2 separate regions of the Homo sapiens genome follow, and region 1 is linked to region 2. The links are chromatin loops, found by intact Hi-C in ENCODE. Cell type or tissue: PC-9. All regions are shown on one strand. Links, peaks and the distances in the headings refer to the core of each region. The heading gives the core; the rest is flanking DNA.

Evidence for each region. Peaks named below come from ENCODE experiments on the same cell type or tissue, not always from the same donor. Only the 100,000 strongest peaks of a DNase experiment are listed, where the experiment ranks them.
Region 1: a loop joins it to region 2, with 11 times the contacts of the local background. A loop is called at or near these places in 1 of 110 quality-filtered maps.

Annotation. Positions count from the first base shown.
Region 1 is chr7:16,666,855-16,669,669 of GRCh38, forward strand. The region is part of intron 2 of BZW2 (basic leucine zipper and W2 domains 2); the gene reads left to right. Among named protein-coding and RNA genes, the nearest start is that of BZW2, 22 kb to the left of the region's middle. In PC-9, for the core only: a CTCF peak has its summit at 1,263; a DNase peak (open chromatin) is centred at 1,397; H3K4me3 peaks cover 961 bases; H3K27ac peaks cover 2,500 bases.
Region 2 is chr7:16,077,023-16,079,837 of GRCh38, forward strand. No RefSeq gene overlaps it. Among named protein-coding and RNA genes, the nearest start is that of CRPPA-AS1, 130 kb to the right of the region's middle. RefSeq lists enhancers at 1-780, 1,107-1,641. In PC-9, for the core only: CTCF peaks have their summits at 1,247 (motif pointing right) and 1,449; a DNase peak (open chromatin) is centred at 1,269.

The DNA.
Region 1 (2,815 bases), core at 252-2,751, 590 kb after region 2:
TGTTCATGTCTTAGCCTCCCAGAGTGATGGGATTACAGGCATGAGCCACTACACCAAGCCAAGAATATTTTAAACATGATTTTATATTTAGTCAGTTTTGCATAATTATATAGAGGTCCTCTTGGATGTAAGAATAGCTGAACTGGGGCCAGGCGTGGTGGCTCATGCCTGTAATCCCAACACTTTGGGAGGCCGAGGCGAGTGGATCACCTAAGGTTGGTAGTTTGAGACCAGCCTGACCAACATGGAGAAACCCAGTCTCTACTAAAAGTACAAAATTAGCCAGGCGTGGTGGCGCATGCCTGTAATCCCAGCTATTCTGGAGGCTGAGGCAAGGAGAATCGCTTGAACCCAGGATTGGGAGGTCAGTGAGCCGACATTGCACCACTGCACTGCAGCCTGGGCAACGAGTGAAGCTCCATCTCAAAAAAAAAAAAACAAAAAAAAAAACGCTGAACTGGAACTCAATAGGGAAACTTTTTCAAAGAGGAAACATGATGTGAGTGATTAAATTAAATAAAGTTGAAGGGAATTACTGAAAAATATTTAAGGAAGTATGTATAAAGGTAAAAGATGTTGGAGCAGAATCACATGTAATGATCTTGCAGGACTAAATTATCTCTTTAATAACTGACTTTATATGCCTTTGGCAGTCAGTGCTAAGCAGCCTGTGTTCTCTTGCAGTGCTGTCTCCATTTAAGTAACAAGTCTAGTCACGTAGACGGAAAAGAAATTGCAATATAATAGATCATTTGGATCAGAAGAGTTTGTAAGAGTCACTAGGAAGCAGTAAGACTGAATTTAACTGTGTGCTATCTGCTGGGAAGCTTCATGTTCAAAGTAAAATATAAAAATTAAAAAAAATTCAAGTGACCGGAAAATAGTTACTTTGTACAGTTTTTCTGTTTTGCACTCTCCCTTTTCTATTTTTTTCATTTCTGGCCTATCCGCATGAGAAGAATAAGTACAAGTATAGCCTGAGCCACTTCTCTATTTAGTCCTCATCTTACTCTTACAAATTGTGCCCCACTACATTGCCCCTTGCCATCTGGAAGCAGATATCAAACACAAAGTGCTAACCAGAATTCATTGTCTTATTGTTTAAAGCAGTCTTGGAAAAAAGGACATGGATGATTTTAAAAGGATTTATCAGTAATGACCAATATAGTTCAGAAACCTAATTACAGTGAAGGTATTGTGGAGCCTAGTAATGTGATAATAGCTAATATATGCCCAGCTATGAGGCACAGAAACGTTGGCTATTGCCTGCCGCTGGGGGATCGTGTTAATCTCAGAGCTGGATCTCCACCTCAAGCATCTTTATTAGTGTGACGCTAATTCACTGGAACTGAGCTCAAGAGAGGGCCTCAGAATGTGTTGCACAACAGCAGACGTGAGTCAGCGAGTAAACTGGCCCTTACGTTTGTCTTCAGTTAAGAACCAGAAAGTTTTCTCTCCTTCAGAACCGGTTTGCCTCTGAATCACTTGGTGGTCAAGATTGTGCTGTTGGAGTGCTCAGGGAGAGCCACTGAGAAATATATATTATTTGCCAGTTGATCTAGATTCATATAACTCATATCTCTTGGGGATTGAAGCAACACTTGAGCCATTTTGTGCCAAACTCCTGATGGGGGAATAAAAATTGAGTCAACTTCATTTTCTGCTCTTCTTAGTAGTGAAACGCCTCCTGATGATTTCTCATCCTTAACTTTTCTTTGCTATTATGAAGGGGCTGACATCAAATAAGTGATTAGCAATTTTGTAGAGCTGGGGAAAATTACTACTGAGGATATTTCAAGGTCCTTGTGATAGGCTGTTTTCTGAAGATAGGTCTTCACTTTGAAACATTTCCTAGCAAAGCCAGTGCTCCTGCATGCCAAGTTAGTATGACAATGTATTTCTTATTGCATTGTCGTTACTGCTTAGCATTAAAATACAAACGTCATGGCAGGACACATTATATAATAGAACTCTAATCAGATTCTCTTTTCCTTTATGAAACACATCTCACTTATGATATATTCTCCAAAGTAATTATGTTTTTTCCTGTGACTTGTGAAAATCTGAAAAGATGAAAATTTCTCCCATGAGCAATTGGATTATGCTTTGCTAAATGAAACATTTAATAATCAAACTGTTCTTTCTGTACATTTTTAGAAAAATTGGATTACAATTAGTGAAAACAAGAGAGAGAAAAAAAGGCCAAACTGCAGGCATTCAGCATGACCATGTGCTCAGGTTTCTCCCTGAGACTTTAGCTCTGTAAATAATGTTTTTTGTTTTTGTTGTTGGAGACAGTCTCACTCTGTCATCTAGGCTGGAGTTCAGTGGCGCAATCTCAGCTCACTGCAGCCTCTCCCTCCCAGATTCAAGTGATTCTTGTGCCTCAACCTCCCGAGTAGCTGGGATTACAGGCGTGCACCACCACACCCAGCTAAGTTTTGTATTTTTTAGTAAACCTGAAGTTTCATCATGTTGCTCAGGTTCGTCTCAGAACGCCTGGGCTCAAGTGATCCATCTACCTTGGCCTCCCAAAGTGCTGGGATTACAGGCGTGAGCCACCATGCCCAGCCATGTAATATTGGTTTTAAATCACTTTTAGCTTTATAGTAAGTGGTGTTAATAACTAAATGAGCAAACCTTTAAATCTTGAAATATATGTGCAAATATGAGTATGTGTATATATATAATTAGAAAATACATTTGATTTTACAGGAAAAAAGAAAATATGTGATTTTTAAAATTCATTGCTACATCTCAGTGACATCCAGAAAGGGATGTAGGTTCTGCTATTATATCACTTCACTAATGTGTT
Region 2 (2,815 bases), core at 237-2,736:
AACCCCTTATAAAACCGTCAATCTCGTGAGAACTCACTATCGTGAGAACAGACTGGGGGGAACCACGCCTGTGACTCAATTGCCTCCACCTGGTCTGTGATTCAATTGCCTCCACCTGGGCTATGATTCAATTGCCTCCACCTGGGCTATGATTCAATTGCCTCCACCTGGTCTCTCCCTTGACCTGTAGGGATTATGGGGATTACAATTCAAGATGAGATTTGGATGGGGACAAAAAACCTGACCATATCAGTGCCGCTTCTTAAAAGGCTAGCTACTCTTCAGGTTGAGGTCACTTGCCTTGAAGGAAAAAGATCCCCTGGCCGGGCGCATTGGCACATGCCTGTAATCCCAGCAGTTTGAGAGGCAAAGGTAGGAGGGTCGCTTGAAACCAGCCTGGCGACACGGCAAAACCTTGTCTCTATAAAAAATACAAAAATTAGCCAGGTGTAATGACAGGCTCCTGTAGTCCCAGACACTTGGGAGCCTGAGGTGGGAGGATCATTTGAGCTCCAGGAGGTTGAGGCTTCAGAGAGCTGAGATCACACCAGTGCACTCCAGCCTGTGTGACAGAACAGACAGTGTTTCAGTAAAAGAAAAAGGCCCGTCATTGCTAGATGGCTGCATTTTTATGAAATGCCCCAATTTGCAAATGTAAACACCTATTTTGTATTTTTAACACAGATCTGACAACAGATCTGTGGGCTAAATCCAGCTGGAGGGCTTCTAGTTCCTATAAAGCTAAATGTTACAAACTTCTGTCACTCAACACAATAATGCTCTTATATGAGAGAGAGAAAAGACATAGTCACGTATTAAGAGTTGTACTAACCAGCACTATTACTTGAGTTAATATTTTCAAGCATTTCTCCATTTTTATTAGTCATAAACTACTATTACTATCAAAGTGTAAGTCAAATCCTTTTGAAAACAATCTTAACATGAAACAGAGGCAAGATTTTGTGATTATCACAGTAAGATCATTCTGGTCACTGCTGAGAGCCTGAACATCATGAGACATTGATAGTAAGCAAATGCTGAATGCCTTGCTTTAAATGCCAATAAAGCACAAGAATAAGCATAATTCACAACTTTTGTGACAACATCTGAAAATCACACATACATAACACATCAATGTATGCGTATGTTTAGATGTATACAGATTTTGTTTCCCTGCTGAATGCATCTCAGTGGACATGCCGAAGTCCAAAGACAAAAAACCCATTCTACCACCAGGTGGAGCTTAGTTTCCATTAAAGCAGCAGATACATGAAGAGGATTTCTAGTGTTTGTTTGAATTCTTTGTGTCCCTCAGGAAAGACCTGAAGAAAAAAGGTGAACTTCAAAGGAGAGTGTGTATTTTAAAAGCCTGTCACAAACGCCAGTTGCCACAGGGCTTTAAGTATTTTTCATCAGTACTCATTTGATCAGGTGCTGGGGGCCATTCATGAATGGCTTGACAACTGACTTCCTTCCTTTCTGTCCTTTTCCCTTTCTTTGTATGAGAATGTTAAATTCCCATACATTTAAGTGCCCAACTTTAAATAAAAATCACAGATTATCACAATAACAGAGCCTAAGAAGTAAAATTACCAAAACAAATCAGCTATATTATGTAAATATTGACTCTAATTCACAATATTATGTAAATATTGTGAATTTTTACATATTATGTAAATATTTACATATTTTACACAGTATTTTACAAATATTTACATATTTTACATATTATGTAAATATTTACATATTGTGTAAATATTTACATATTGTGTAAATATTTACATATTGTGTAAATATTTACATATTGTGTAAATATTTACATATTATGTAAATATTGTGAATTTTATTGTAAATAATTCACATTATGTAAATATTGATTCTAATTCACACAGCAGAACATTAGATGAAATGAATGCCATTAGATGAAATACAGTACAGAAAGCATCTAGGCACAGCACCTGAAATAAGAGTCAGCTGGTAGTAAAAGTGTCTTCCACCATATTCTCAAAGATGATAATCATTTAATGATTCATTCCTACCAAATCAATGTTCTGCATATATATGAATGCTCATTGTGTGTTCAAACATGGCAGGGCCTTGCAGAAAACCTGTTGTAAACCAAAACATGTTGTTTGTTCTTAAATTGAGGAGAAATGATGCTACATTTAATTAGTATATCCCAAGTCAGCATGTATACAGTGTGGATTTGTGAGTTTACAGCCTTTAAATATCAAAATAATGGAAAGGTCCGAGAAGGTATGCTAGTTGAGCAGCAACAGGAATAAATACTGTAGGAAGCATAGGAATTGAATAAAGAGAGGGCAGGTGATGTGTTCCCAGTAAGAGCAAGGCCATCAGTCAAAGTGCAACCGGAAGAAGGGGATGCGTGGGTATGTGGTCAGGAAGGCAACTGGTCTGATTCCACTGAAGGTGCAGGACTAATGTTGGCCTTATAGGTAGCACTAGAATGCAAATATAGAGGTGGACTACAATGATGAAATATACAGTAAAGGAAAAATGATGGGTTTACTTGCTAGAGAAATAAGTAGAGAGTTACTGAAGATCATGGAATAGGAATGTAGAGTGAGGGGAGCATTATTTGTGGAGCTTATGAAGGGAAAAAAATTGGGGAGGCTTATTTCATATTGATCCTGCATGTGTAACTTCTTTTATACCTGTCACCAACGTTTATGCTTCTAGATTCAAAGAAAATAAAGAACATCTGTATGGCATCGATATGCCCTCTTAAGTTGTCTAGTGTTAAAATACTGTAAGTTCTATAATAAAATATGACATAAGTATAAAGAAGAAACAA